Linked DNA regions of Mus musculus: region 2 is linked to region 1. Evidence: chromatin loops called from intact Hi-C (ENCODE). Cell type or tissue: heart. All regions are shown on one strand. Links, peaks and the distances in the headings refer to the core of each region. The heading gives the core; the rest is flanking DNA.

Evidence for each region. Hi-C counts contacts between places; a loop is a spot of excess contacts. Peaks named below come from ENCODE experiments on the same cell type or tissue, not always from the same donor. Only the 100,000 strongest peaks of a DNase experiment are listed, where the experiment ranks them.
Region 2: a loop joins it to region 1, with 3 times the contacts of the local background. A loop is called at or near these places in 6 of 42 quality-filtered maps.

What each region holds. Positions count from the first base shown.
Region 1 is chr12:45,008,571-45,019,328 of GRCm38, forward strand. The region is part of intron 2 of Stxbp6 (syntaxin binding protein 6 (amisyn)); the gene reads right to left. Gm38487 (a long non-coding RNA gene) reads right to left here. Exons shown (of 2, transcript XR_381564.3): 1 at 5,094-10,758; 2 at 2,256-4,413. Among named protein-coding and RNA genes, the nearest start is that of Gm38487, 5.5 kb to the right of the region's middle. In heart, for the core only: no CTCF peak of the experiment used is centred there; DNase peaks (open chromatin) are centred at 3,241 and 4,921.
Region 2 is chr12:44,853,201-44,863,958 of GRCm38, forward strand. Stxbp6 (syntaxin binding protein 6 (amisyn)) reads right to left here. Exons shown (of 6, transcript NM_144552.3): 5 at 8,025-8,182; 6 at 1-2,677. The coding sequence ends at 2,654. Among named protein-coding and RNA genes, the nearest start is that of Gm33548, 68 kb to the right of the region's middle. In heart, for the core only: no CTCF peak of the experiment used is centred there; DNase peaks (open chromatin) are centred at 5,121 and 6,411; H3K27ac peaks cover 753 bases.

The DNA.
Region 1 (10,758 bases), core at 1,654-9,653:
TATCTGCCCAAGATCAAACTAGTCAACATTTTAGCATGAGGTTGGTGCTTCATGGCTTCCTACCAATAGCTAAGGAGCTATGAATCACTGATGATTTCTCAGAGAGGAAGAGTCCAATGTATAGAATGTAGCTCTTGGTGGGTTGCCCCACACTGCAGTGAATGACCTAGAAGGCATTCTAGTGTACAACTAGAAGTGTGTGTACAGCACACATTGGGAGTTGATGAGATATTAAATTAAAGACAAAAGTAAAACAACACCAGGCTTTTCCTTTCAAAGTACTTCCCCTATGCACTTTCCGGGTCTCCATGTCTAGAAGGACCTGGCAGAGAAAAAGGACAGAACTGCACAGCTGCCTTTTATGGACGAACTCATATCCTTACAATCATTAAAGCTCAAAAGGGACAGATGCCTCCCTGACCCACAGCTCACTGTGTGTTACAGTTCACTCTTTGTCATGGTGTGAGCAGGAACTGTGGAGATGCAGCTTGATGTTCACTTCAGACACCCAAGTTAACCTCACCTGAAACTCATTCCTTCCTCATCTGCTATAGCCAGAGGGAAAAATCAGGTCGGCAAGAGGTAAAATATTAATCCCAGCACTCGGGAGGCAGAGGCAGGTGGATTTCTGAGTTCGAGGCCAGCCTGGTTTGCAAAGTGAGTTCCAGGACAGCCAGGGCTATACAGAGAAACCCTGTCTTGAAGAAAAAGAAAAAAAAAAGAGGTAAAATATTAGGCTCTCTCTTTCTTTCTCTCTTTCTTCTTTCTTTCTTTTCTTTCTTTCTTTCTTTCTTTCTTTCTTTCTTTCTTTCTTTCTTTCTTTCTTCCGCCTAACAGCAGTAGTTCTATGATGCTAGGTCAGCCATTCAATCTCTGTGAGCCTCTTCTGGTTCTGGTTCTGGTTTTGGTTCTGGTTCTGGTTCTTGTTCTTGGAATTAACTTTGGGAATGACTATGGTTTCTTTGTAGACATGAATATCTAGTATTGTGCAGGGGAAAACCCTAAGAAGTTATTACCTATTAACTCCATTGCTTTGTAGGTTCAGGTGTTGTATCTGATAAAATGTCAAAGTAAATTATTAATTAAGTGCACTGACCTAAAATGAAAAGCCTAAGCATTTTGGTTGACATTTATTATTTCTCTAATACCTCATCTAACAAAGCCAATAGAAAACGACTAATGATTTTGCAGTCAAGCTAGCCAGACATCAAAGCTCCTCTTCTGCAACCTGGTCAGGCTGCACTCTTAAGTATTTTAAATACCTTCTTCCCTTTTTCTGCAAACAGCCTCAGTCACATATGGCAGTATACTTATACATACATACATACATACATACATACATACATACATACATCCTATGTGTGTTGAAATCAAATTACAGCATAAGCCTTAAAGTTTCAAGGATCTTATTATATCAAAGAGGACTTGAAGGGAGAGAATATTAAATAGCCTAAGTATTGTTCACTCTTTGTTAAATACACAAAAATGAATAGAATATGATACTTTAAAGGGATTCTGGATGACTTAATTTTAAAACAGTTACATGTATGAGTGTTTTGTCCACGCATATATGCACACTATGTGCAAGCAATGTCTTCGGTGGCCAGAAGAGAGCACCAGATAGCCCTAGAACTCAATTTGTGATCCACCAAGTGGGTATTGAGAACCTCTACAAGAGCAGCTAGCTAGTGCTTTTACTTCTGAGCATCTCTTCAGACCCCAGAAAAAGGTTTGGAAATCAATTAATTTTCATCCAGGGCAAACATTCATAGGGAACAGAGGACTAAAGTTCCAGTCATACCCTACTACCCTCTAGTACTGTAGGCATTTCCTATTAGTCATCCACACAGTTCCCAGTTTATTCATTTATAAACAATGCATGCAAACCAGGCCTGGTGGTTCATGATTGTACTTGGGGAATAAAGCAAATAGATTTTAAATTTGAGTTCAGCATGAGCTAAATAATGCAACTCAAAGTCCAAAATATCTAATGTCAAAATCATTATTTCTCATGATAAAAAATTGAAAAAAAATTCCAGCCAGCCCAGAAACAAATGGATCTGTGGTAGACAAGAAACCATTAAAGTTATCTTCTTTAAAAATATGCAAAATAAAATTCTTCTTATCATGTTAAATAAGAGGCCAAAATTATATCTAGGATATCATAGTGAAGAAATATTTAAAAGTATGAAAATTAAAAAAGCCAATGTCAGGATTTGTACATATTTCACATTTGGATTTTTCCTCCCCTTCCCTTTTTTTTGTAGAGTAATATATTACTTGTTTCAAATACGCACACGTGCATATGGGTATGTATGTTTCATATATTACATATACATGAGTATAGGTATCCACGAGTGTGCAGAGAAATGCTCTAACCTTCATAAATCCATAGACTATAGAAAGAATTCTGGTCAGAACTGAGCGGATGCTGCTTAGGAGGGCCACTCTCAGCTTCCAATGTTTCCTTTATGAAAATAGAAACTTGGATCTTAAGGAATAACAGACAGGTATAAGCCTGGCATGGCAAATCCACTTCCAAGCACTCATGGGCTTCACAGAGTAATGTGGTTTGTTAAGCAGATGCATGGTTTGCATGCAGCCTAACATGAGCTCCACAGCCTCAACCACATGGGGTCCACATATGGTAGATAAAAAATAACTTGTGTTCAGAAGGTGGGTGGAAGTGACAGAAATTACATCATCATAGAGGTTACAACTAAAACACAAAATGCAGTCCCCATTTTGATCTCAATAGCCCTCCTGAAGGAAACATAGACTGAAAATTATCCCTGTGAGAAAAGATCTGATGTAGTAAGCACCCATTAAATGATCATTTATTCTTCATATACAGGCTCTGCCTGCAGGGAAAACACTCAGGTACCTGAAGATTCGAAGGCAGCAGCTTTCTACTACGGGTCACAGTGGAAGCATTTATAAATCGCTCATTTTAGATGACTCTCAAAGTCTGAAGACAAAAGACACTTCCCTATTTTCTCCTTGGTAACTGGACCATTGGGTGGAATAAAATCTTCTGCTCAGCAATTTAATGAATTTAAAGGGAACTGAGAGAAAGACACCAGCAGCATCTCATTGTGAGTAAGAGCAACTTCTGCAGAGTCAAAGGAAGCCTCGGCTACTCTGATCCATCTTAAACCCCAGAGTTAGCCCTGAGCTCAGGCTTTGCAGTATGGAAACCAGAGAACCTCAGCAGGCGTGCGTGAGGTCCCTGCTGCTAAAGCCCACCCGTATTAGAGGCTCACATCTGGTGATCAGAACAGAACGGAGGAACCCCAGCAGCGCAGTGCCGAGTGGCAGTGTGGATGTGGTTGCGAGCACACTTGTGCTCAGAGAACAGTAGGCAATTGGCAGGCTGAGCTTTACAGTCCTGGAGAACCTGCCAAGTGCACTGGGCTTCTGGTCAGTTGCTGTTTCTTCTGGAAAATTCTGCATATGGTTTAGCATAACTAATTAGGGTAAAATATTAATCAATCATAGTCTCTCTCTCTCTCTCTCTCTCTCTCTCCCCATACACACACACATACACACATACACATACACACACACACACCACAGTAACAGGAAAGAATTGCAGAAACAAATAAAAACCTGAGCTGGCTTTTAAAAGTTGGGCCCGAGGCATCTGTGTCAGCCTCTCCCAATTCTGTTGTTTGGTTAGCAGTGCACTTGACTGACCCCAGAGAATGTTTTGTTCCATTTTGTTTCTTCTTTTGAAGTACTGAAGATAGGTGTAGAAAAAAAATAGCCTCTCATGTTCCAGAGACGGGAACCTGACGGACTGAGCGGGTTCTTTGATTAAGCGTGTTCTTACTCCCAACATTCAGGGCAATCCATAAACGCCCATGAGGTCAGATCCTTAAGTTTCCATCCCAAATCCCTGAGACAGAACAGCAATACATACGATGCCAGCTAATAGTGGACCTTGCGGAGGGAGGTTGGAAATAATTTTGGAGTAAAGAGATTTAAGAGAAGCTGACTTAGAAAGCAAGGATCAGAATGACTGCGATTGTTGTTGGGTGGACCACAGGAAGGAGTGCCAGTGAAGCCGGGGCAGGGAGCCCCAGGGGAGCCCAAAGGAAACCAAATCTGATCTGCTGTGTGACAGTGCTTCACATGATGCAAGTATCCATGTCTGTCACAGCCATACATTTTAAAACCCCGCCGATGAATTAGCATTGCCTAACATAAACCTGACACTGCTCAGGTTGAATGGCATCTGTTTCAGGCACTACATAGATACATCCAGAGCCCAGTTACCTTTTAAACGATCCTCGAGTACTGGTAGCAGACACTCCCACTTTGGAGATCAGAACATTGAGCCTCAAAGCTTGGGCAAAGTAGGGTATCAATCAATGCCTTAGCAGACACTAACTGGATGTCTAAGTTGGTGCTCTACAATATAGGGATAGAAATGCGAAGATAAGAGAGACTCGTAGAATTCACACCTCTGCCCACAATGTACTGATCAATCCCAGATGATGATGTCTCAGCATCACGACAAAGTGCACTATCCTCTAAAAGCACAAGCTGAGAAAAGCCCCAAACCAAAGAACCACGTGTGTGATTGACCACAGTCCCCCCTTGGTTAGCTGCTGTTGGATACCTACAGCCCCTTGCCTTGCTAGCCACAATCCAGAGGGAACTCTGTCTCCGGGGCTCCCTAGCCACTTGTTCTACCTTTGCAATTACTGAAAACTAATCCTATCCAACACAAGTGAGTGAGTCAGCTGTGAAACTGCTCCTGGAAACAGGGGGCTGGGTGGTGGGAGAGTGCACAGATGGCGTTTCCTTTTTAAATGAAATGTTTTGGCATCAGCCTCTGTCAAGAGCTTTCCCTTGTTTCCATCTGGTTTGGGTCCTGGAACACACACAGGAGAGAATGGGAAAAGCAAACTCCGCCTGCGTGCTAAACCACTAGAAAAGCTAAAGTGCCTGCCAGGACTTCCTCTAGTTCCCCAGAGACCAGAGCATTCTGCTCAAGGAATGTCTTCATGTTGTGTTAAGGGAATGGGAGAGCTCTGTTCTTCAGACCTAGCCCTGTGTTGGAGAAAAATATTTGAAAGTGTGTATACTTTGGAGCAGAGAGTCTTTCTTGCGTGTGGTCTCAGCCCTGTGTTCTCTCGCTGTTCCACTTCATGCAGGGCACTTATCCTCTTAGCTCTGGCTGGGTCATCTGGAGAGCAGAAATAACAGAAGCTAGCATGTTGATTAACTGAGATGGTACATAGTAACTTCCTGGTTGTCTACTGTTGGGCTCATCTGTTCAAAGGGGCTTCAGAAAAAGATAATGATATTACTATTAATTTTCACAAGAAATTGCCTAGAATCGTAAGAACACCTAAGAACACTTCTATTCTACAAATGAACAAACAAACCAAGTTTGTGCATAGCCAGGTCACTATGAGGAGACACTGAATTGCTCTGGGGAGTCGGTTTCTAAGACTCAAATATATCTACTAGTAGCACCTTTAAATGTGTATGAGATTTACAGCTTGGCTTACAAATCTTACCATCCAGCAAAACCGAAAGCATAACCTGTAGGAAACAAGGCAAGGCCAAGGAATGCTCATCAGCTGCTTGAGATAGTGAAGAAGGACACCTGATTTTGGAATTCTCACGCAACTCTTATACCAGTAGAAAGCAGAGCACAGTCATTAAGGGAACACAAACTAGGGTCAAGCTACCCAGGTTCAAAACCAGGTACTGCTACTCATGACAACATTCTTAAGCAAGCTAATTCATGTCTGTCTTCAGTTCCTCACCAAAAAAATGAAAAGAACTACATCACAGCAGTATTGTAAGGGTAGAATGGATGACCATAGGGAAAGAAATGGAGCCAACGGTTATGACTATTTTAACCAATGGTTTCATTATTACAAAGAGAAAGATTATCAATAAACATTACAGAGAACATTGCAGTTTTATAAAACTAAAAAGACTACAAGAAAACTAACAGAAATAAGATAACAAGGGTAACTTTGTTTTGGATTTCATTGCTTTCCAAAGTTACTTCACCTTCACCTTATGGCTGAATTTACATACCAAATCTTTGTAATAGAGGCATACCCTGACAAGTCCTACACCTGTATAAATGTCTATTAATGAATGCCTTTGACATGAATAGGAAGAAACGGCATATGAAAAAGGAACACTTCTCTATCACCTGTAAACAGAGAAGAATCCACTCTTTTGGATACCACCTGAGCTAAGTCAGAGGCATGGGGGTACGTTAGCAACAGCCTAGATTTACTTTTTAATGGAAGCACATAAAACTGTAGAACTGTAGAAGGGAACTAAAAAGTACTCTTGTAAATAAAATCCAATACCCCAAATAAGGCATTATGTCACATATTCCAGTGCACAGTCCATAGTCTAAGTCCCTCAATTGGTAAAATGCATTTAATACCTGCATAATGCAGGTGGTTTTCCACAAGCTTCCTGGTGAAGTTAGTGCGTCCTGGAAGAGGCCAGCGTTAGTGTTCCTCAAAAGGTTCCAGGGTTACTCCTTTGAACACTAAGGTTAACAGCTGCTAAGATGCAGGGCCGAAGCACCAGCTTCCGTCCTCCTAATCTACTGCCTTCTGTGGAACACATCTGCATAATTACTTCATCAGAGTGTATTCAGAACTTTTTTTTAAACACAATTTTGTTCGTTCTACAAATCTGTAATAATTTGAGAAGAACTAAGGTTTTTCTGTTCTATCAAGATATGTAAAAGAATGTGCTAATCACAAAAATTGGTTTCCATGTGCTCCTTCTGTGGGCACATAGCAGCAGCCAGCGAGAGAGTGGATCCATTTATGAATATGAAAGCTAATATCAAATATTATACATACCAAATTAAAATAGAATCAGGTAAACAGGTTGTAAGGATGGAAATTACAGGATTTCAGCAGAAAAGTGAACTGTAAGAACAAAGCAATTTTAATTTAGCATGGGTCAGTTTAATTTACAAACCCAAATTATCATGGGGATATAAGCTGGATCTTTATCCTTTGAATGTATTAATAGTTCCAAGTCTATACCCGAATCAGCCAAATAACAAGCCAGTCCTAAATCCAAATAGCAGCCTCTAATAAGTACTTAACATATAACTTCACCTAGAAATATGGGAGGTACTGTGAAGAACTTAGAAGAACATACCAGTTCTAGCTTTGAACATCCTAATGATGTTTTCCACACATGTCTGTCCATGTGGCCACATGCACTGGTAGTTCATTTCTTTTCACTACTGGATAAATTCTACCGCATAGATATAAAATACTTTGTTCATTCACTCAACATAGTTGGAGACGTAAATTATCTTTGGTTTTTGTTGTTAGGAATTTACAACCTGTCATATGGGAGGAATTTCCTAAGTGTGACATATTTACTAAGTACATGGTTATATATACGGTTCTGTGATTGGCTCATTTGGTAAGACTTTCATATGAACAGTTTTTGCTCATTTGCTTGCATTCTTTCATTTTATAAGGCAAAGTTTTCTCTATGTATCCTGGCTGACCCGGAAATCACTCAGTTGACCAGGCTGGCCTTGAATCCAGAGATCCATCTGCCTCTGCCTCTGAAGTGCTGGAATCAAAAGTCTGTGTCACCACACCCAGATTATACTCACACCTTTATCAACCCCCACCCCCCCAAAAAAAGAAGTTGACTTGAGTGTCCAGTGAGAAACTGGCAAGTTCAATCTCCTTGTGCATAAATTGGAATGACTACCTTTTTTCTTCCAAAATAATAGCAAAAAAACCCACTATAGATCCTCTTATTTCCTCTACTTTGGTATATATTGAAAATATTTCCTTACAATATATAACTTCTCTGAAAATAGTAGGTTTTATAGTCACAGACCTCTGGGTCTCACATCATAAATTATGTATGACACTGAGGGAAAAAAATCACATAAATACTAGACTAGTTAAGATACTATATAAATATACCAACGCCTACATGCATATTTTGCAAGCTTCTTTTTTTCCTTCATCTTAATGCTTCATAGTGTTTAAAGGATGGTTAAAAAATATTGCAGACCTTGCCTTAATGAATACAAAAGTTGCCTGCTAGAAATGAAGAGTTGATTTTCATCTACGAAGCTCCCAGAAAGCACAGGCGATTTACACTAAGCGCAGGAAGAGGCCTGTGATCCTTGCTTTCCCTTCAAATCCTCCCCCTTGTAGTCAGCTACAAAGAAGTGGTCCCTAATAGTCTAGAGGAAATGGAAAACCCAGAGGCCGATTGCATCGCTAATAAGACTACCCTTCCTCTCCCTGAATGGTCTTCCCACAACCCACTTCAAGACATGGAAGCCCTTTCTTCCAAACAGGACTAATTCTTCCAGACCTACATATTTGTATTTTTCTTTTGCTTTCTTCATAGTTTATAATTATGTGGATGTTCTTTTAAAGCAATTAATGTCCACAGTAACCCACCTAACTTGTATATTTGTTTTCTTATAAGTATACACTCAGCACCTAGGACATTTGGCCAAAGATAAGAAATATTGATTAACTTGCTAGTTAAAACATTAGTTTATCAGGACTGATAAGCCTCCAAGCTGTACATAAAGAAAAAAATAGAGGAAGCCTATAAGTCTATAGGTAAAAGAGCAGAATGCAACAAATGTGTGTGTGTGTGTGTGTGTGTGTGTGTCAGAGCTACCTGGTTCTTTCTGCCCTGGTTTTCATTCTATTGTCTATTAATCTGTCAAATCTACTTCACATACCCTCTCACAATGAAAAAAACAAAATGATGAGGATGAAAACTTCCAGAATAACAGATTTTCCTGCATTAGAATGCCAAAATAAAATAAAAACAAAAAACAAAACCAAACAAAGAAACTCTTGTCATTTCCAACCCAACGGTCTTGGTAATTAACAGGAATGCAGCAGCCCAAAGTCCCAGGTCATTATCTTTAACTCTAAGGAAGAAGGTTATGGCTCCTTTTGAGGAGCCTGCTAGAATTCCCATTACCACCTCAGATACTTTATGATCAGAAACAGGCAGATAATAATATCCATTGAAAGGCCAAAAAAAAATTGTTGTCCTTCGCTTACAGGTAGAGACCAGGCAAAATTCAACTGCTTTCTGAACCACACACTTTTCATTCAGTTATGTTTCTGTAGGAAATCTCAGAGCAGTGAAGTGAATCAAGCTTTAAAAAAGATTAGCATATCATATGCCTGTGCTCAGGAAAACACAAAACAAGATTATTGGCACATACTTTGTACATTGTTGGCAACAAAACAAAACAAAAACATCTGGGGTCCAAATTTTAAAACATGAAAATTAAGACATGGATTTTATCAACAAAATCCTGGGCTAGTACCGAGAAAGGCTTCTTTGAGCTGAAGAACTTGGGTCTGTGATTAAGGGCGCTGTCTATTCTTTTACAAGGCCTGTATTCGCCTCCAGTACACACTTGGTGGCTCAGAGATGTCAATAACACAAGTTCCAACAGGTCTGCTTCACCCTCCTCAGCACCACCATTACACATACATGTCATATAGACATACATGTAGGAAAACTCCCACAAACATAAAATAAAAAGAGCAAGTATCGAGAGAAAGAGAGAGAGAGAGAGAAGGAGAAAGAGAGAGAGAGAGAGAGAGAGAGAGAGAGAGAGAAATGTAGTCACTGGTTTTTGATTTAGTTCTTCTTTGGTCAGTGCTTAGCTAAAGAGACACAAGCGTCTTCTAAGCATACCCAAAATTGGTCAACCTAATCCATATTTAGGAAGCAAAGAATAGTTTTCCAGGTTGACTCCCTCACCCTCTAATAAAAGTTCACTTCTTTTTTTTTTTTCAATTTTTTATTAGGTATTTTCCTCATTTACATTTCCAATGCTATCCCAAAAGTCCCCTATACCCACCCCCCCCACTCCCCTACCTACCCACTCCCCCTTTTTGGCCCTGGCGTTCCCCTGTACTGGGGCATATAAAGTTCACTTCTAACTATTACTAAGGCACACCTACCGAAGTACTATGCTCTCATTTCATTCCAACCTATGAGAGTCCTGTAAATTCAAATCTCTCCGATGAAGTCACTGATAGCTTGAAATTAATTCTGACTAATCCTTAATTTTGTTGAAAAGCTAAAAACAGGTTTTAAAATTAAAGTTTTATTCCCAAACCACAACTCAGAAAGATTCTGTAACAGATGAACTGTGGTACGCTTGGTTTATCCATTCCTATTATGAGAAATATCACATGAAAAATATTACAAATGCCCTTAGTGCTCAGCTTAGTATCACCCAGAAGCTCATGAAAAATTTATCTGGATTTTATCTCAAAAAAAAAAAACCTTGGTTTGTATCCACAGTAAATCCCACAGATCTCTCTAACCACAAACAGAAAGAAAAAATAATAACAATCCAACAAAATTTCAAGTGTTGAAAAACAGATGGTTATTCTTCACAAGGCGGTGTGGATGTCAGGCAAAGCAATGATTTGTGAATGGAATCTTCTTTGTCCTAATCCAGAAAGCACCAATACTAGTCTCAAGAAAAACTATTCCTAACTGTTGGCAACAGTCTAGCAAAAAAATGAAAAATAAAAATAACATTTTTAAAAAGTGAAGCCCAGTCTGCTAGTAGTGAGCAATTATCCAAATACCAAGCAGAGTTCTAGAACAAAACTCCCGACGGACAGACACTCCCTCTGAAGGAAAGAACAAATAAGGAGAGGCCTGCCAGGCTCTGCAGAAACTCTTCAGGGGCCGGAAGACTGAACTTAGCATCTCATC
Region 2 (10,758 bases), core at 1,329-9,328, 160 kb before region 1:
ATGTGTTATTAAGGGTTTCACATGTGTCATCAGGGGTTCCACATGTGTTATCAGGGATTTCTCTGCAAGAGGCTGGACAGCTGAGAAGGGGCAGCAATTGCTCTTATAGCCTGTGTGTTTGGTGGAAGACAAGCAGGAAGGATCATAGACCGAAGTCATGGTGATGGCCTAGATACTGACTGATCCATAGAGGAAGCTAACAGGGCTTTGGGGGTGAGAAGAGGGTTCCTTTTAGTTCAGACTATTTCCAACAAGTTTTAGGCCAAAACTGATCAAGAGAGGGAATAGGAAGAGGGCAGGTGCAGGGCATTTACATCTATATGCTAAGGAGGAAGACTCAGCTTTCAGTGTGCTTCTGCCTGTTCAGGAACAGTTGGCCCAAAGTTGTCAGATAGCCAACAAGCAATTTTATTGTTGACTTGTGTGGGGAAAGTTAGACTATTTCTCTCAACTATTTATATCAGTCCTCTGAAACTAGAATCCAGTTTTGGAAGACAAATATTTGTGTTTTCTGAGCTAAAGTCTGCCAATGAAACCAATTTGGGGTATTATTTGGGGGCCTTTTATTCTTATTTTTTAGGAATCAGATAGTTCCAATAGTCAGCAGATGACAGGTTCCTGGCTTTTTTAAAATTGTAAGACACCTAAAGAAAAGCGTAAGATATAGTAAACATTCATAGTCCTCTATGTACATTGTATAGTATGTTCTTCACCTGGATTATCTGCCTAAAAGGATTATTACACTTGTTTGCAGCAAATCCCATCCTCTTCCTGACATTATACCTATGGTATTCCACGGAAAAATGTGCTCTTTCTCAGGGGATGTGTTATTAGGAAAACGTAAGCTATTTAAATCAGCATTAGTAATCTAACGTCATCTTACGTTGCTGCATTATTAGAGACTACATCACAAGTAAACAGGTGACTCGGTGGAGAGCAAAGAAGGAGAGGGTCCTGGCGACCCAGGCGTCTGAAAACTCCATGCACTGCAGTATGTGGCATGTGTAGCTTGCCTCATTGCTTTATGAGGAACAAGCATGTTTTTTATTTTATTTTTAATGTTTAGCTTTTAACCCTCGAGAAAACAAAATTTCCACAGTCTAAGTGCAGTATTACCTTGAGCAACACATAACCCAAAGGCCTGGAAGAGACTCTGTTCAATCTGACAGCACTGTAAAGGCCTGTCATTGTGCTGCCTGTATCAGACCAGGCAAGTTGAAACTGACGAGTATGCAATCTATCAAGAAGTACATGTTAAACGGCACGAAAGAAACTAAAAAACACAACAATACCGAAACCTCCAAAACCCAGATACCAAGAAACTAAAGGTTCATTCCCAAGGATCTTGTGAGAGAGCCTCTAAAATTAGGCTTAGCTTTGTCAAAAGAGCAAAAAACAAAGTAGCATCTTGACACGTTATAATTTATATACTTTTATCTAGACAAATTACTTCTTTTTATTTGACTTTATGCATTATTATGTTGTTTTGTGTATGTGTCTTTATATGGTGTACATATGTGTGCTGGGAAATGTGGGTGGAGGTCAGAGGTCAAATCTGTGGGGTCTAGTGGCCAGGTTTATGCCATAAGCACCTTCATTCACCGAGCCACCTCACTGACCCTAGATATACTATTTGTTGTTAGAAATATAAGTCCTCCCCACCCCCATGTTAGCTATGATATAATGACAACAAGAGAAATATCCATAAATCTATGGAAGTTTTAAATTATATTTTACGGTAGGTCTTTACATTCAAATTTTTGTCCTTCATATGATAATTCCAACTAGTCAGACTGGAAGGAAGGAACAGAAATGTTTATGTGTCAGCCCAGAGAGTAGATTTCTATTTGAGATTCTGATTTGTATTTTGTGAATGCTCTTGATGGTTCATGCAAAAAGATTAACATGAAAAGACAAAATCCAATTCCCCTGATATGCCCATGTGTTTACCACAGTACAGACTTGAGTCTCAAGATAATAAATTTTAATTTTTCTCTTCAAATGAAGAGGACTAGGAGAGTAGGCGAAAGCATTATGTGGCTTTTATTTGTACCCAGGACCATCACCTGATGCCACCATATTGAACTATTTTGTTGCTTAGTTACAGAGAGAAACAAAAAAATACATTTTGCCAATTTATACCTGGCTTATTATTTGGTCTGAATTTCGTATTTGAACTACAAAAACAATTTTTCTTCAAAAGGAACATATGCACACACACAGATATACATACACACACACACACACACACACACACACACACACACACACACACACATACACACACACACACACACACAGACAATGGAAAAAGTAAAAATGAAGCTGACACTATTGCAGCATTCTTTAGCAAGATAGGGAAATATATGCCCACAGCATGCTGCCATTCATTCATATTAACATCTGACCATGAAGAATCAAACCCTTCAATGTCCTTATATTGGGAAAGAAAGAAAGAAAGAAAGAAAGAAAGAAAGAAAGAAAGAAAGAAAGAAAGAAAGAAAGAAAGAAAGAAGGAAAGAAAGAAAGAAAGAGAAACAAACAAACAAACAAAACAGCAAAACCAAAGAAGCAGCCCCGTCTGGACGTCTTGTAATAACTGCTGAACAAACTCCTCCACTTTCTTTAGAGCTTCACCAGGATAGGCAGTTTCTCAACATTTATGCTTCATGGCAAGCTAAGGAGAGAAAGGGAGAGGGATGAAAAAAAAATGAGACCGTATTACTAGGCAGCTCTCTCTACTTTTCCTTCCTGCATTCAGGATTAGAGATCTTATGCCTGGTACCAACCACCACTCCTGTCCACTGTGGTCCTGATAGATGTGTAATACTTACACAAATAGGTCACAGGGCACTGCCCTTTGCCTCTTCCTGTACATTGACTTTGTTGGTACATGTGCCTGATGATGGAGGATGCTGTGTGTTTTCTTTCATTCCTCAGTAGGATAGATGAAAACAAAATGCACAGAGAGAACAAGCGACTCGCCCCTGGGAGAGCTGGGATTCCCGGGTCTCTAGATATATCAAGAAGCAACACTCCTGGGATCTTAATACTTGATGACATCTGATGAAGTGTGAAAACTCAAGAGCATGTAGAGAGACACTCTCAAATAATCTACACCATATCCCTCCTAGACTTTTAATCAGATCCAAAGTTCTTGGCAATTAAATTGTATTCCCTTATAGGGACAAACAATAGACCTTAACTTCCAACTACTAGTGCTTTGCCTCATCCTGGAACATATTAATAACCTATCATTCCAGCAAAGCCCAGGGCAGTCACAACGTCATCTTATTGGTGGCCACAAGAGAGAGGTTAGAACCCTGAGCTCCCACTAGGAAAACAGCATCAACATTTCTTTATGTGACAGAGGATGGCTGGCTATTATCCTAGGTATTGTCTCTAAGGAAAACCTTAGCTTAAAGTCTTGATAACTTTTTGTGTGGTGGAGCCAGTAAAGATCCCCTCAGACCTCCTGCTGGCTAATGCTGCTGGTTAGTCAATGGTCAGATGCAGAGTTTGTTCTGAGTACATCCATTTTGCTATACTGAGTGATAAAGATTTTTTTGGGTTTGGGGTCAAGAACTGTGCTGATGCCTAATAACTCCTGACATTAAAAAGCACTTAGTTATGGGCATAGTGAAGTGAGAGAAGAGAGGTAGGACCCTGCCTCAGACCTAGCCCAGTCTTCAGCCACATTCTTGGCCCCCGTTTTTGTTCTGCCTCCAGTTTTCATATATTATTTAGCAAAGAGGTCCATCAAATAAACACAGAGCTGTTAAGTGTTGTGTGTAATGAATTCCAACCATAAATATTTGATCACAGCTACTGTCTTGGTATTCATTGAGCTATTAACTTTCCACTAAATAGGCTTGCGCCAGGTCACATAGCCACTAATCTTCAGGAATGATTGCACTGCTGCTCAAGCTAGACCCTGAGTTATGGCCACCTGTACTTTGCAGAAATACAATTGAATAGGACGATTAGCTACATAGATCTTATTGTAGTACAAATATTTGTGTCTTCCTCAAAGTCAGGTGCCAAAACCAAACTGCCATGAGATGACATTAGGAGGTGAGCGTGGGAGGTGACTGGATCTGGAGGTGCAGAGACCTCAGAATGAAGGAGAGACTCTTCCCCTTTTCATTATGATAGGATACTCTCAAAGGTCACCATAAGTGAATCAGGAAAAAGACCTTCATGGGGCATGGAATCTAGCATCTTGATCTTGGACTTCTCTGTAAGAAATTAATTCATTGTTTAATCAATTACCAGGTTTTTAAAATTTGTTTGTAGCTTTTAAGTAGCCTGGACAGACTAATAACACCTAGCAAAAAGTGGTAATACCCTGGTTTATAAAAGTATCTGGGAATGAAGGACTTTAGGATAAAGAGCACTAAACAAAATTAGGGAACCAGATTATACAATTTTGCTACTAAAGCCTTGGGTGCTTCAACATCAATGCTTCCCCATTGTTCCCCACTCCTGTAAAACTGTCGGAGAGTAATACAAGTGCTGGAGTTCCTCCCTTAAATATTCCCCCTGGTTTATTTACTGAATAGTTTACAGAAATCCCCTACTAATGCTCTGTAGTCTATTCTACATAATGATAATGAAAAAAAATCATTACAGACACTAGGATGTGCTTTAAGAGAAGAGTCCCTTCCCTTTTAGCCTAAAGGCTCAAACTGAACAACTGCAACAGAACTAACAAGAGGGAGGGAGAGAGAGGACGGGGGGAGGGGGAGAGAGAGAGAGAGAGAGAGAGAGAGAGAGAGAGAGAGAGAGAGAGAGAAAGGGAGGGAGAGGGAGAGGGAGAGGGAGAGGGAGAGGGAGAGGGAGAGGGAGAGGGAGAGGGAGAGGGAGAGGGAGAGGGAGAAAGAGAGAGAATTTATTGTCATCTCTTCTACCCTGGTGCAGAAGAGTCCAGATCAACTCTTTTTGCTGTGAGAAATGTCATTTGAGGATGCTAGTGTGGGTAATGTTCTTGCCTGCTGACTCACCACCCATGGCGGGCTGTCAAAGCCTGGAGCACACTGCAACCTTGAGCTTTCGGGGGCAGGGGAAAGTGAGTGAGGCTGCTTGTGCTGTGCGTTGCTCTTTCCTAATGGCTGGAACTGTGCCAGACCCACAGCTCAGGAAGGAACAATACTTCCTCATGACAGGATAACCAGAACTGGGGTGAGGAGTGTGCTGGGCCAGGAGAGAAGCATTGTCCCCCATCTCTGTTCTAGAGGGGACTGGCACCCATACAGCTAGAGGATGAACAAAAGAGACCTGTTCACGCTTGTACCTGGGTCACTGCAGGGGTCCTGGGAAAAATGACAAATGGTATTTTTTTACAATAATCTAGAAAGACAGGCCACAATTTCCATTGGACCTGGTTGTCCTCAGAGGAACTGTCACCTGGGAAGATTGTTCTTTGCCATGTGCACTGTGTCTTCCTCTTGTAAACACAGCCCACTCTTCATGAGTCAACAGGCCACACATGTCTAGGAGTGTGGGGAATGGGTAGAAGGCCTGGTTCCACCTCTGAATCTTCTCACTAGCAGGCCTGGCTGGGGCTTGGCCAGTGAAATCACATCTTCATGGTAAATCTATGGTCTTATCAACAGTTCTAACCCCTAGAAAAAGCAGCCACACCTTATCTAAAGTGGTTGGCTTGCTCACTACAAATATTTCTTAGGTTAGTGGTTCATGAGCACATAGCCCAGTTTTAGAAAACTGCAAGCCTAGCCCTGACACTGTCTTACACTCCCTTGTACACACTCACCCAGGGACTTTTTCTCCCCTGGGAACATCTTCTGGAGGGGAAACCAATTATAATGCCAAATTCTCTTGCCTAATTGACCTCTACTAAGACCACCCTGCCCTGCACTTACCAAAGCTGGAGACCCCTTTGCAGTTTATGGCCTCATCAATTTCTAGTCTCATAGGCTGTTCTAAGATGTCTCTCTGTTCACATACTATAAACTTCCCACTCGCTTTCCTTTTGAATTTGGATCACACAATATTTATCTGCATTCTTTTTTAAAATTGCTGTTTTTGAAGATTCTCAGTCATCTGTAATAATTCCTCAGTTTCATTACTGATCCCATTATGTCACCAAATAGAGGACAGGTTCAGCAAAAGCTATGTTTATTGAAATAAATCATAAACAGTTTAGATTTATATGCATGTTCCCCTCTGAACTAGAGGAGATAGGTGTGGTTATTAATCAATTGTCTTTGTTTAACTGATAAGAAAACATGGGATTTTGAGAAATTTAGCATTTGTCCTAGCTCACCCAGATGGAAAATGACAGAGCCGGGCTCAAACATAAGAAGTTAACTACTATACCATGTTATTTCCCAACCATTGAGCAAACTTGGCCACAGTGTCAGGGAAATAGTGGCAATGGCCCAGAACTTGGATGTTTGTACAACCCCTGGTGAGAGGGACGCCTATGTGGATGACATCCAGGTATTGTCTACCCCACATTAGGAAGAATAATTTCACAGCTTCCTTGGTAACCTGGTTTGTGGTTTAATCATTAGCCGAAACTATTTTAGCAGAGCTTTATCAGTGCACCACAGTGGGAAGGCAAACGAGACAATTGCCTGGACCACTCGACCTTTGCAAACTTTAGGACAGCTGTAATGTTACTTCCTTTGGCTTTCTCTTTCCCCACTCAATACCACTACTCAGATTACCACTGTCCTTCTCCTATTTAAATACTTTAAGTTGCTTTGTGTATGAGTGCATCAGGGCATGAAATCTCTCATCATTTCCTTGTACCAAAGCCTTGGGGAGCATGCATCTGGGTTTACTTCATCACAGCTCGTAATGCGACGTCCTGATGCCAACTTGTCTGCTGGCAGACTTGTCTTGGACAGACTTGGTTAGTTCTCCTTCAAGGAACTCTACCTGGGTCTCAGAAGCAGCAGTGCACTAAGACCCTGTTGTGATAGAGTCACTGAAGCCATCTGTCAGGAGCCAATCTCCTGGAGTGCTTTCTTATGAGCCCTAGAGAAACATCTTCTGTCCACTAGAACGTATTTTTCTTACTGCTTCTTGGTTGTCCATTCTTGTTTCCTCAGCAGAAGTGGAGTATTCTCTGCAGGCTAATTGAATTATTCTCCCTTAAAAAATCAACTAAAACCTATCTGCAGGTCCAGATCATGAGCGTATCAGGCCGACCTGTCACCAGTAGAAATGGCTCCAAGAAACTTAAATTCAAGTCACCAGCTAGAAACTAACTACTCTTTGATTCTAAGTATAAGCACAGTAATAAATCATCTTTACCAGCTGACCAGTGGACCTCCTCTTTCCTTTGGTTTATGATTGCCTTAGATAGATGCTGACAGTAAATAGTCCTTTTTTCTTCTGAAAGGCAGTTAACAGCAAATGTAAACATGCATGCTAAGTATCCAGTCACACAAGAAGTACCTTCCTCAGAGTTCTGGGACAGGCGATAATCTTGCTGCCACATCTGCTCAATATTAGAGATCCAGAGTGGAGGTTTTGAATCAATATCCAGCCAGGTTCAGAGGGGAAACTAGCCTTGAGACCAGGGCTTGTTTTATATGTCCAGTGAAGAGATAACAACATGTGACATACAGTGACAGATACTTAGAATGAGAAAAAGAGAGTGGAAAAGGACGCCTGAGAAGCTTCAAGTCCAATACAACTGTGGTCAATGACAGGGAAATATTGTGAACACCGATCTTATTTCTCCCCCTTTCTGTGACCTGAGCCTGAACCTTGATATTTAGGACAGAAATTAAAGATTTCTTTCGCTATCTTAAATACCTAAAAGTCAGAAGGTCTGAAAAAGAGATGAGGCCATTAGAAAGAAGATGGTAAGCACAAAATCCAGATACAGGGAAAAAAGCTGCAAGGCTCTAGTAATTAGAAAATGATGCACCAAAAGGAACAACAACCAAGAAAATGCTCCTTGATTTTCTTATCCACCCTGGGAACAGTGTCTTGATATTATGACCTCTGATAATCCAGCATGAAGACCCTGTTCTCTGCTGGCTCACCTTGTGTGCGGTTTCTGCAAACTGCTGGGCACTGTTCTTCATGTCTTCTGTCTTCTCCTCTGCTCGGCCTAACCGTTCCCCACGCTCGTTCAAGGCCTGGCTTGCCTTCTGTACTGCACTGGTCACACTATCAGCTGCTGAATGGAGGATGCTGTTTCCTGGAAAGATTGCAAGAGTGTCAGGAGCTAGATTGGATCCCCACAAAGACAGATAGATTGATACCCACACGATGGAAAGGCCCAAGGTGGATGGTAGCTGAAAATAAGTTTCCATTCTTTTGGGTGACTCATTCACTTATAAGTCACCCAAAGATCTGCCACAAGACCAGAGCAAATCCTGCCAGCTTCTCTCCACTCCATCACCATTTATTCTACTTGAGGAGGCTCCAAAAGATGGAGCCCAGTGGAATTTAAGACTAACTTGCATAGGTAAATGGGAACAAGTTCACAAAATTGGGAAAGTCCATTAAGATCTATTTGCATCTTATGTACATTTTTATTATTTTATTACATTTATTTATCTTTTCTCTCGTGTGTGTGCGTGTGTGTGTGTGCGTGTGTGTGTGTGTGTGTGTGTGTGTGTGTGAGAGAGAGAGAGAGAGAGAGAGAGAGAGTCAGAGGACAACATCTGGAAGTTGGTCCCATCCTTCTATCACATGAGCCACTAACCACTTAGTTAACTGGTGGCACATACCTTACCTGGAGCCACCACACTAATTTATTTTTGATGACAAGTGTCTCACTCAAGTCTAGGTGAGCCTGGGATTCCATCTTTCGGCCTCTACCCTGCAAGTGGGAATTCCAGGCATGAATTCCATGCTCTATAAAGCCTGTGATTCCCCCCAACCCCTTGGGCTGGGGAACTGAACCCAGGGCCTTGTAAATGCTAGACAAATCCTCTACCACTGGCTTATGCTTAGTTTTCCAGTTTGTTTCCATCTTTAGTTCAGATCAATAATCCCCAGAAACTTGGGGTTGTAGGGATTTTCTAGATAGAATGTTCTACTAACTTTTTACTTTACGCCTTTGTCTAGCAATTAGGCCACACTCCCCAATGCATGGCTGAGAGCTATGATTCAATAATGAGCTTTTGAAATTCAAAGGTGATATGATGGCTTCCAACCTCGGATCCTATGGTTTGGGTTGGGTGCCTGGGCTTCTATGTGTGAGTTCTAGAATTTTAAAAGCGAAGGCACAGCACTGCTAGCAGCTAGCAGGTAGGATACCATCAAAGAAACTTACTTCTGAGGAAATGTAGTATTTTCACACTCCAGAATGATACCAAAGAAAGTAGAAGCCAACCACATCTCCAAAGGTCATGCATCCTTGATACTCCACTTGCCAAGAGTGGCAGCATGATTTGGGAAAGAGCTTGCAGGCACATTAGCCACCGAGGACAAGGACAGTGGCCAGTGACAACCTCAGGAAAATTTATAGCTGTATTTTGTTAACATTGAATGGCATTTTATATAAGTTTTATGTCTTTCAATAAGTTGATTACATTATTTTATTTTGTACCTGGGATGGATACATCTAACCACAGATAGCTTTTAATAGAAATGTAATTTCCACTAGTCTCAGCTACAAAGGCTGGATAATTTATCCTTTGTGGGAACATTCTGGAGTGTGTGGAAAAGAATCTCAGGTGAGGAGTGCCTGGTCTAGAGGCAGCACCTTCCATTTACATTCTAAAAAAAAAAAAAAAAAAGTGATAAGGGTTAACTAATCGTAGCTAGCACCACATAGTTATGCATCCATATATATAGACACAGTGACATCCATATACATACACACAGTGAGTACAGACGAGGTGATTGCACCCCAGGGAAATCTGCTTGGGCACAAAGGAAATTCTGGGACTTCAGAACAAATTTTACAGAAGAAACCTTAGTCTTACATTGTTTTCCTACTGTACCAGTAAGTACGATAGCATTTCATTATCAAAGCTAATACCACAGGACTTAGCAAGCAGAAAAACATTCAAAAATATTGCTTCATGTCCCGTCCAAAAATCCAAGGAAGCAGAAAAGCTTGTACGTGGTCATCACACCAGAAAATTACAGGGTTACCACTGAACTTTGGTCTGTTGATGACACCCCCCTTCCTCACAGACAAGATGCAGCACTCACTGGGACACGATGGTGGGCAGACTAGCATATAGGTGTAGCTTTGAGATGGATATTTTCCAGGGTCATTCCAGATTGCTTCTGCCCAAGCGTTCTTCTTGGTAACCTACGACTTCCAGCTTATGCTACATGGCAAGCCAAGTAATACAAAGAAGGGAGAGAGCAGCAGGATAGACTGGGAAGACAGACGAGAGGCTGACCTCTCTCTGATCTATGTTGTCATATACACACCACAGTTTAACAGGAGCTGTGAGAAAAGATGAGGCAGGAATCTGCAAGCTTCAGTGTGAGAGTTTATGCTGACTGTCAATGTGACGAGTTTACTATTGCCTAGGAGACATACCTCTGGGAATGCCTATGAGAGCATTTCCAAAGAGGCTTGACTAGAAAAGAGACCCACCCTGAAAGTGGAAGGTACTATCCCACAGGGGTAAGGCTCGGACTGAATAAAGAAGACTATAAGTGGGATACCAACATTCTCTATGCTTTGACTGGGGAGGACATCTGGCCAGCTGTCCACTCTCACCGCACAGACTTCCCTGCCTTTCCTGCTATGATGGCCTTTACTCTCAAACGGTGAGGAAAGAAAATATCCCTTTCCCTGAGAGT